Linked DNA regions of Mus musculus: region 2 is linked to region 1. The links are chromatin loops, found by intact Hi-C in ENCODE. Cell type or tissue: heart. All regions are shown on one strand. Links, peaks and the distances in the headings refer to the core of each region. The heading gives the core; the rest is flanking DNA.

Region 1 (5,381 bases), core at 210-5,209:
TCTCAGTCGTTGTTTTCCTGTTTTTGATTATTGTGTTTGGAAGAAAAAGGAAGTGACATTTACCACATGCCAGAGGCTTTATATAGTTTATCTTACTCTGTTCTCACAGTAACCCATAATAGGAGGCATTGCCATGCTCATGTGGCCTTTGGGGACACAGACTCCGAAGAAGGGACAAGTTTTAAATGGCAGCCTTTGGGCTTAAACCCAGTCCTCACTGACTGAGAACCCAGATTTTCTCAGCTGTATTACAGCTTCCTGTCTCACTGCAGACACTCACCCCTTTGAAGTAGGTTGGGGGTGCAGGAGTGCAGCTCTTGGACAGGGGTCCCAAGTACTAGTGCTTAGGCAGAAAACGGATGGCTGGTTTCTGTTCACACAAGGCTTTCAAAGGTAACTGTCAGGGACCAGCCAGCCTTGTTTCCGTCCCAGAAGTTCCCAGAGGTCACTAATCTTTCCCTGTTCTCTCATTCCATCAGTGTGGACTCAGGCTAGTAGGGGTTGGTCACTTGGATAGACGGAGGTTGAGCTGGCCACCAACCTGCCTTTTTCAGGTAAATAGGCTAGAGATGGGGCCATGTCTCTAGGCTACATGCGCCTATTATTGTCCCTTCTGTTTAGAAGTTTCTGTGCCAAATGCCAAGTTCACATGGGAGACTTTTAGGTGAAGGGACAAGCTGGCTGGAGCCAGCGTTGGTAGAACCTAACCTAGGTGGGGCTTCAGGGGTTTGGCCTGCCTGGAGCTGGCAGGCCAGGCTAATGTCTGGCTGTATGTCAGACCACGTAGTACACTGGCACTGCCTACCGTGTGGCCACACAACAATGAAGTCCAGTCTTTTCTGGGACTTCAGTTTCCCCATCAGTGAGAGATGAGAGTCTTGCCCTGCTAGCCTCCCAACGCTTTTGAGATAAGAAAGCATTTGGAAGGATCTGCAGCTACAGATCCTATCCTGTGTTGTCAGCTTGCTCCAGGGCAGAAGCACCAACTATTGTGAGATGTGTGTATGCCTCAGTCCTTGAATCTTGAATGGCATCCATTACTGGCTTGGACCCATCCTCTCCCAGAGCCTATCTTGAGCCTGTAGGGCTCTCTTGTTGTATTCTTTGCCTCTGGTCAGTGGTTTTAGGGACCTCCAGATGGTGAAGAGATTCAAGGGGCTTGGTTTTTGCTGGCCCTCCCAAGCAGTGCTCTCTGTTGCCTCTTGTCACTAGGTGACCCATAGTGCAGCTTCCTTGATCCTGACCCATTCCTCCCAAATGCTGAGATGTTGGGAGCAGTTACTGAGTCCCACCTACCAGGCCAGGTTAATGGAGGCTTTCCCACTGTGTGCTTCCTGGCATTGCAGTGTAGGAAAGCACAGTTTGCTGGAGGGACCTGAAGCATAGGACAGCTTCTGGCGAATAGCATGGCCATATGGATGGACCCTGGCCTCTTAGCTTTTGTAGCTCAAGATCCCAGTGGGAATTATGGAGCAAGCTAATCTTTGCCTTCAACATAGAAGCTCTGTCCTTGGCTTCTGTAAAGTGGACTTCTGCACAGAAGATTTTGTTAAAAGAGAGCTTTAAGTCTATAATGACATTGGAAGTCTCTTGTCCTAGTATCCTAGGCTGGTGCTAACAAGGCTGGGAACACACTGATGTAGTACACATACAGATGAACTGCATACAAAACCTTATTCTTATAACTGCAGGGTGGTGGGGCCAGGACCCACCTTCTGGCTTCATTTCAATATAAAGCACCCATTCAAAGGCCCTCACTTTCCCTAGATGCATATTGTGAGGGTCTCATAGGTTGTTGGGGCTTGAGTGTGTGTGTGTCTGTGTCTGTGTGTGTGTGTGTGTGTGTGTGTGTGTGTGTGTCTGTGTCTCTCTGTGTGTGTCTTTGTATGTGTATCTGTCTATGTGTGTGTCTGTGTGTCTGTGTGAGTGTATCTGTGTACATGTTACTATACTGAGTATTGAACTGAGAGCCTCACATTTATTGGACAAATGCTCTACCACTGAGCTAAACAATCCTTTTCAATTTTTAATTTTGAAACAGTCTTACTCTAACCCAGCTGACATTGGACTTCTTTCTTTTCCTTCTTTTTTCTTTTTAATTTTGTTTGTCAACTGCTTTGAGGTTATTTTTTAAGCTAGGATTTCTCTGGCCCTGGTTCTCGATCTGTAGATCAGGCTGGCCTTGAACTCAGAGATCTGCTTGCCTCTACCTTAATTGCTGGGATTAAAGGTGTGAACTGCAGCACCAGTTTGACCTTGGATTTTCAATCCTCCTGCCTCTGCTTCCTGAGTAACTGGGATTATAAACAGGTTTGCTTCTTCAGGCTGGGTTCAATGTAGGGATTTGGTGAGACATAATTTAGTCAAAGACCATTTTGCTCCAGAACGGGAGACTGAGGCCTAGGGAAGAAATGCTTGCAATTATCCCACAGCAGGCTGGCACTAGAACTCAGGGCTGAATCAGGCTTCTGTGTAAGCTGATCTCTTGTGTAGGCAATGCAGAGGAGGATGGCCTCTGACCAGCACTCCTCACACGTGGGCCTTGTCAGAACTCCCCAGGGGAGGACTGGGCATTGCCGGTTGCCAAAGTTGTAAATCTCTTAAGCCATAAGCTGCTCCTTGGCGTCTCCCGGGTGCCCTAATGTGAAATACACATGTCCCTCCCTTTTAACATCCAGGCAACTTCTGAATTTCCCATCGTGTTTGCACCTAAGGATGCAATTACCATTTCCTCCCATTGTCCGTTCTGCTAGTCCCTCTTCTCCCAGCTGACGCAGGCTTTCGAGCCCGCTGGGTGAACACGCGGCCGAGAGCTTATGAAGATCGGGCTGCTTCTGAAAGCCACAGGTGGCCGGCGGCCAGTGATGCTTATCAGTCCCCCCAGGACTGCTTTGAGGTTATTTTCTTCTCGTCAGAAGATGTTGTATATGCCACAGAGAACGTTTCCATCAATTCTTCTGCCTCAGCTAGCGCCAACCCAGCACTGTGCTTGCCGTGAGTCACCCCTTGCTGGCTCTCTCCCAGGCATGCTGGTCTGCTTCTAGTGGGCAAGACCTACAGACCTTCCCAGAGGACCCTGGGCTTTTGTGGTTCTTTACAGATCTCTGTGATTCTACCTGGAGCCTTATCTCCTGAGCACCACTTTCCCATTTGTCTATCAGGTATAAAACCGCAAACACACACACACACACACACACACACACACACACACACACACACACACATTTATTGGGGGGCGGGGGAAGTACGATGGAGTTTGAGTTTGTAATGTTATATGGGAAGGGAAGAGGAGTGTGCATTTTGGGGACCTTAGACTTGTAGCATCTATTGAGACCAGGTTCTTGCTTGTCTTTCACTAAATGGAAAAACAAATGACCAGTCGCTGAGCCCTTGCTGCCCTTGGCCCCAGCTCAGTGCTTCTTCTGGGTTGTGGATATAGTAAGCAGATCAGGCCCTGGGCATAGGGCCAGGTGGGCAGTGTGCATTCAGGTCTGTGTGTAGCCATGGAGGCCTAAGTTCCAGACTCTCTCACCTTACCATCTCTCAGTAGCCAAGTGTCTGAGCCTCTTTCCACATCTATTAAATAGATGTAGTCAATGTTTCTTGCTTGGGGGCCTTGTGATGTGTGTGGTCAGTGGCCATGGCTACTTTCCTGTGTGCTGGCCGACTGGCTCTGGGACACATAATTTTGGTGCATCAAGAGAGACTTACTTTAGGATGCCCAAAGGACCAGAATCCTATGGTAGGACTAAGGTGATGGCCGGAAGGGCTTCGAGGCTGCAGACTTGATGCTTCCTCCTGGCCAGCTCTCACCCATCAGCTTCCTCTCGGTGTACACCTGTTTCTCTGGTTTGGAGAATTTCTTTTGGTAAAGAGGCTCTTTACTCTGTGCTGTTTGAAGTTCTGTCCCAAGTACGGAGCCACAGAGGTAACAGGAAGAGGGTACCCAGGCCTTGGACACTAGCTGCCAAGGTTTCCCACTATCCCATCATCCATGAGTGAAGGACCTTTGGCAAGTCAGCTGTTTCTTTGAGACAGGGCTTTCTTTTGTCGGTAGGGAATCTTGGGAATGTGGTGTCCAAGACAAATCCTGTGCTCAGGTGGCAATGGCTGTTGTCACAGCCTCAAGCAGGCTTTCTATGGTAGGCTGACTTCTACTGCCAACAACTTCATACCATGGACACGGTCAGTTTTAAATGAGAAGTGTTTATTTTGGCTTATGGATCTGGGAGTTGAGGGTCTGGATCCCATGATGATCTTCTTGCTGGCAGGGCCCTGAGGAGGTACAGGGACCACACAAAAACAAAGGGAGAACATGCATGACTCCTCCATCTCCCTCCCTCCACCCCTCTCTCTTCTTTCCTTTTCCCCTCTCTCTCTTTCCTCTCCCCCCTCTCTCACCTGATCAGTCTATCAGAAGGCAACCATAGTGGCTTCATCCTGATGACTTTATCCAACTGTAGTCTAATCCTAAAGGCCTCAACTCTAAACACCATAGTTACTAAGAGTCGACAGTCTTGGGCTAGGGAGATGGCTTAGTTGGGAAAGTCCTCACTTCTTAAGTGTGAAGTCCTGAGTTCAGATCCCCAGGACTCATGTCATAGAGCCAGGTGTGGCTGTGAACAGTTGCAATCCCACCACTGAGGAGACAGGAGGATTCCATGGTGCAGACAGTGAGCCCACTTGTCAGACTGGTGAGCCCTAGGTTCAGTGAGAGACCCTGTCTAAAAAAGAAAATTAAACAAGGCAGTGCCACCCACCCGCATATAGCCAACACTACCTGCACTTCGTGGGCTATTGTGAAGTTGGCAAGAGTGTGATTGGAGGATCTGGGAGGAGCTAGGACTAAAGAGGGTAGATACCATATTTCATTGTGTGAGCATGTGAAATTCTCAAAGAAAATGTTTTAAAAGATAAAGTAGAGGCTGTCATGATGGCTCAGTGGGAAAGAGCATTTGCCACCAAGCCTAGTGACCTGAGTTCAATCCCTGAATCTCACATGGAGGAAAGAAGAAAGAACTGACTCTTGTTGGTTAAAAGTAGTCCTCTGTTTTGACGCAACATGTTCATGTATTCGTGAGTTCATGTGTGTACACACACACACAATCAATAAGGTGGAGAGTTATAGAGGCTATCAGACATCAGCCTGTGGCCTCTAGACTTGCATGTACACAGTTTTTACACTCTTACTACCTCACAATGGGGGTTACATTTTAGCACACGATCCCTTGGAAGAACATACTCCAGCCATACTGAAACCACAGCAAAGCCATTAGAGTCCGTTCCAGCCAATTCCTCCTGTTTAACAGACTGACTTGACTAAGGCCCAGAGATGGGCACACACAAACCATCCTCACCACTGTTCCTAGTAGCTGTGGTGT
Region 2 (5,381 bases), core at 217-5,216, 64 kb after region 1:
GAAGAAGGCACGCATGGCTCTCCAGCAGGGGAAGTGACATACCAAAGCATCCTTGAACTGCAAGTGCCCTGAGCCCCTCCCAGTTCCCCCTGAACTGCTCTCTGGGTTATCAGGGGAAGCAGCTGAAGCTGTGGACAAACAGGCAGGGCAGGCAGGGACACGGGGACATGTGGTTTATAAATAAGGGTGGGCGGGACAAAGACAAATCAGGTAGGAGGTGGGGAGGGGAGCTGCAGGGAGAGGCAGAAGGCCTTAGGTCTCTACCCCACCTTGGATTTACACCCCTTCCCCAAGAAACAGGCTCCTCCTCAGATCAGAACTGACTGTCATCATTCCTCCTCCGTCACCTTCTCCCCACTGCACCCCACCAAGCCCCAGGCCCAGAAGCTCTGAAGGAAGCTCAAGTGGCAAAGTCCTGGCCCAGCCCCATGTACTCCCAGAGGGATTAGGGCTGCTCTCCTCTCCCAAGTCTTCCAGGCTCTCTGAACCACACCAGGATACATTCTAGATTTGTAAATGGAAGGAAGGGCTCCTCAGCACCAGGTGCTCAGGAAAAGGAGGGAGCTAATGAGTGTGTGTGTGTGTGTGTGTGTGTGTGTGTGTGTGTGTCCCAGTGTTGACTCTTTCTCTCAAGGCTTCACCCCTCTTGCTTGGAACAATGTGACTTTCTCATTTTTTGCCTCTTTCAGCTTTCCCAAGCACTTCAATTATTTATTTCATTAGAAAATAAAAAATAATATAAAATAAAATATATAGTTGGGCATTGAGGTATGCCCGAGAATTAGGAATTCCAAATCAACCACTGTGAGTTTGATGCTATCCTGGTCAACATGAGGCAGAGTCAGACAGCCTGGCTTAGAACCTGGGGTCTGATACCAACCATTTGATCTTCAATGATCACTGTGGCCTCAGTTTCTCCATCTACAGAATGGGTCATTGTGGACTTAGACTCTGGCACCACAGAGCTCTGGCTCACCTTTCTTAGTTCCCCCCATCTGCAGCTGCTGTTCTCTTCCACCTATACATTAAAGGCTGGATAAACCCCAAGTGGGGTTGAGTCACCATTTCCCCAGGCAACTATTTTCCCCAAGTACAGGGGGCGACAATGCAGAGTGGAGAAAGAAAAGAAACAGAACTAAAGGAGAAAGTGGGAAGGGCTTGGCCTGGAGGTGCCTCACTTTGTGGATCCCACCATGGCTCTAAGTGGAGTGCCTGGCCCTGGGGCACTGGCCTGGGCCTGAGTCCTGTGTGACTCAGGGCTGTGTGGCCCTGGATAGGTCTGCTCTCCTCTCTGGTTCTCAGTGTCTCTGCCCAGAAATCGAACAAGGGAAAGGTTTTTTCCCTTGCTTTTCCTGCCGTGCCCAGGAGTCAGGGCCAGCTGGAATTCAACCTGTAGCCCTTCTTGTTCTTTCTCTGCGGGGGCTTGGGGTTTCTCCCCTCAGGATGCTCCCACAGTGCTCTGGGCACACTCCTCCCTGGGTTCTTTAAGCTATTATGCCGTGACTGCTTTACCACCACTTAGAGAACCTCCTTTTCTCCTGCAAACTATCCACACAGGGCACATGCAAGGGACAGCTGAGACTGTCCAAGTCACAGGAGTCCCCGCTGCTAGGAGGAGGGCAAAGTCTGTGGAGAAGTTGGAAGTTTATAAAAGAATGAGTTACCCATGTACGCATCAAAGCACTCTTCCGCTAGAGGAAAACAAAGTGACACTGTTCCCACATCGCCTGGCTTGGCTGGAGGCCAGCGTTCCTCCTCACCCTTGCCTCTCGCAGCTACCTTGCCCTTCACCTCCACCCCCTTAGCAGTTACCCTGACCAGATACTGGCAGAAAAGGAAGGGGGGTTCCAGGAAATGAAGCAGGGGTCTGGGCAGGGTGGCATTGAGTGGACATGGTCAAGGACAGATATAGCGTGGTCCTTCCACCCTCTCTGGGGAAACTGGAATGCTCTTCCTCTGGGACCTCCTTGCTTCTCACAGGTAACTCTGGGCCTTCAATGTCCAGTACATGAACCCTAGAAATTCATACCATAGAAGTCTAGCCTTTACCTTGACCCCAATTTTGACCCTTAATTCTAAGACAGAAGACACACTAAACTCTGGACAGAAGTATCTCTGAGAGTGACCCACGAAGGCTGGGTCACCACAGGAATCAGGAGAGAGTGGCCAGCAGCTGCTTAGCTATGGTGAAGAGATGCCGAGGATGAGGAATGTGCCTTTGGGCTATCCGTTCCCAGGTGCCAGGGTCCCTGCTTTTTCTAGACCAGTCACCTCGACATTCCAAATGCTGCAAGCCTTTAATACAGTTCCTTATGTCATGGTGACCCCCCCCCCCCAACCATACACTTTTTTGTTGTTACTTCATAACTGTATTTTTTCTAGTTATAAATTGTAATGTAAATACCTAATATATAATCCTGTGACCCACAGGTTGAGAACCGCTGTTCTAGACTGTTTCTTTTCTCTGGAAGGAGGGCAACATGGGAGCAAATCTAGGAATTATGGTTGCTCTGATCTTACCCGGAGTACGACCCGTGAGCTGCGTCAAAAAGCCATTTGAGCCAAGTATCCAGAAGCAGCTAACCCCCTGAGGCTGTCCATGTCTAAGGCTCCACCCCAGCCTGGGTAAGTGTTTGGGACCCTTGACAATTGATTGGGAAATTATCTGGAGTCTGTAGCTAGAAAGAGATGTAGTTGCTCAGTTTCACCACTAGGGGTAGTGGATGCAGGCGGGACCAAAAAGTCTCAGCTAAGCTTTGCAGACACTAGGCTGCTCTCTGTGCCAGGGAGAAGGAAACTGCCCACTATCAAAAAAATCCACCTGTTTATGGGATGGGTAGAAATACTTCACCCTGGTATCTCTAGTACCCACCCAGTGTGGTAGAAAAGCCCTACCATTCGCTACTGCCACAATTTAAATGTAATTGTATATGTAATGTCCAGATAATTAAAAACACACACACACACACACACACAAGAATATTGGAGTAAAAGATAATGCTTGTTTTGGCGGTTTACCCACATTACAGCACTCCCTTCTCTGTCCCTGGGAACATATAGACATTCAGGCAGACACTTATATATATAAACATTGGGTTAAAAAAAAAAACGACTTCTGCACTTTCTGTTTTTCTCTTAAAACCTATGCATTTTAATGATACTTATTGAGTGGATTTTACCCAGTGTGCATAACCATGATCATGGTCCCTGTAGCTTCCGTAGTATCCCCAAATAGTTCCTCCCTGGCTCTTTACTCTCCACTCATGTCGTCCCCCCCCCCCCCCCCCGTGTGCCCTGGCTACCTCTCAGCTTCCCTGCTGCCTGAGCTCAGTTCCTGTAGGCTTGCACGCGGGAGGAATTATACCGAGTCTGATTCCTTTCACTCACACAGTGCCCTTGGCATTCACCTCTGTGCTGTGTAAGAGCTATGTCCCCTCACCCCACCCACTTTTTTTTTAATTCTCAAGTAATATTCCATGACATGCATATACCTCATGGGTGTCCACCGGCAGTAGGTGTCTGGAGTCTTCCAGGTTTGAGCTACAGTGGATAAAGATATTTGAATAGAAGTCTCTGAACGATCCTGTTTTGTTCCTCTTCTCCTGGAAGGAAGATGATTGGCTCCTATAAGTGTTTTTGTCTTTATACTAAACTGCTATTATGTTTTCTAGATATGCTCTGTTTCGCATTCCAGAACAGTAGATGCTCACACCTTCGCCAGTGAGTGCACTGGCATGCACGTATGCCTTTATGCACAGTTAGCCTCTTTAGTTTGGCGTGGAGTGGCATATCATGGTGATGTTCATATTTCTCTAATGGCCAGTGATGCTGCATATCTTAAAGTGTTCTTACTTGCTAGTCAGAGCTTCCTGAACTGTTATAAACCTGTCCACTCTTCTAAAGTCCATTTGCTTCCGTATCATTAAGTGGTAGGTGGTTTTTATGGCATATATACTTTAGAAATGGTTCCTCCCAGTAGCTTGCCTTTTTGTCTTAGGTGGGAGGAAAGGCCGTTAGGCTTAGAACCACTGCAGATGTCACACTTAGTTCTGCTAATGGTAAATCTCCCTGCACAGCCTCAGTGTGGTGATGAAGAAAAAAAGTAAGGCTCAGCATTAACACTGCATTGTGTATAACTGCACATTTTCTCAAGACCAAGATCCAGTTATGTCTCCCTGGTCTGCTATAACCTGTGTAGGTCCAGCATGTTTTCAGCATCTGTCACATGCTTTGTGTAAGAACTGAGCTTGGAGAATATGACACATGTTCTCATTACATCACACCAAGGTGCACCTGGCTTCTCCCTGAAGGTGAGATGGTAGAATGTTTCAGACTGACGCCTTTCTCTACTGCTACGTTGCCATTTTCCCACTTCCTATCTAATGCACATCTGGGAGGATACTTGGAGACCAGACAAATATCCCCTTCTTCCTAAACTTTTGCAGCTGGTGATGGGTTTGCTGGCAGCCATTGCTCCCGTGTTGTTGTAAAGGGAATGTTCTGTGTTCCTTCTTTCAGCTCCCTTTACTGACTGGAATCCTCCTGCAGGGAAGAGATATCCTATCTCTGTCATCTTATAGCACTGAGCAGGTATTTGCTCTTCTCTTTAGGTCATAACTCCACACCCTGCTCTTTATTTGAGGGCTTACCTGCCCAGGCCTTGCTCTGGGAGCTCAGCCAGGCCTGGTGCTGGTCCTATATGCCTGGGTTTTCTCCCCAGTTATACCTCTTTCCCCCACTGGACACTTTGTCTGTTCCTGGCACCAGGAGAGGTTCCTCCAGGCCTATCCCTAGTTATTTATGATGTCCTCTCCATGTCACTAGAATCTATATCCTATATTGTAGGTGGTATTTAAATGTATTTAAATAGTAGTTTGGTGCTTGTTGCTGTGGAGATATTGGTGCTTCTGTGACCTCAAAGGCCAGAAGTGGGACATTTGTGAACATGCATATGTATATACACATATGTTTATGGATTGACAATTTTGTATACTGATAATATATTAACCTGTCAATTAATCATCTGTCATATCGTCTATTAAAAAAGAAGCTTGATTTTACACTGTGATTCTGCTTCAGCACAAACCGTTGGTTCTTTTTGAGCTTCCTAGCTTCTTAACTATAATATTTGTTCCACCATAGAGTGCCCATTGTTTGGCTTACATCCTGGTGAAAAGCAAACTGACAGAGGTTAATATATGTGCAATTCTTTTATTGTCTTTAGCTTCACAGCATCAGACGAAAATACTTAGACCATATCCTCTCTCTCTGTCCACTATAGGCCATACATTTGTGATCCAGCCAAGTTAATTTGTCACAGACTACTCTCATCTGGGGGCCTTTAACATTCCAGTTGGATTTTATAATTTAAACAGTAAGAT

The links. Hi-C counts contacts between places; a loop is a spot of excess contacts. Peaks named below come from ENCODE experiments on the same cell type or tissue, not always from the same donor. Only the 100,000 strongest peaks of a DNase experiment are listed, where the experiment ranks them.
Region 2: it touches region 1 in a loop (2.2-fold over the local background); 3 of 42 quality-filtered maps call a loop at or near these places.

The regions. Positions count from the first base shown.
Region 1 is chr6:55,292,072-55,297,452 of GRCm38, forward strand. All of the region lies in intron 13 of Mindy4 (MINDY lysine 48 deubiquitinase 4), which reads left to right. Among named protein-coding and RNA genes, the nearest start is that of Gm38819, 34 kb to the right of the region's middle. In heart, for the core only: no CTCF peak of the experiment used is centred there; DNase peaks (open chromatin) are centred at 2,780 and 3,440; H3K27me3 peaks cover 59 bases.
Region 2 is chr6:55,356,136-55,361,516 of GRCm38, forward strand. No RefSeq gene overlaps it. Among named protein-coding and RNA genes, the nearest start is that of Ghrhr, 17 kb to the right of the region's middle. In heart, for the core only: a CTCF peak has its summit at 2,707; a DNase peak (open chromatin) is centred at 1,746; H3K27me3 peaks cover 505 bases.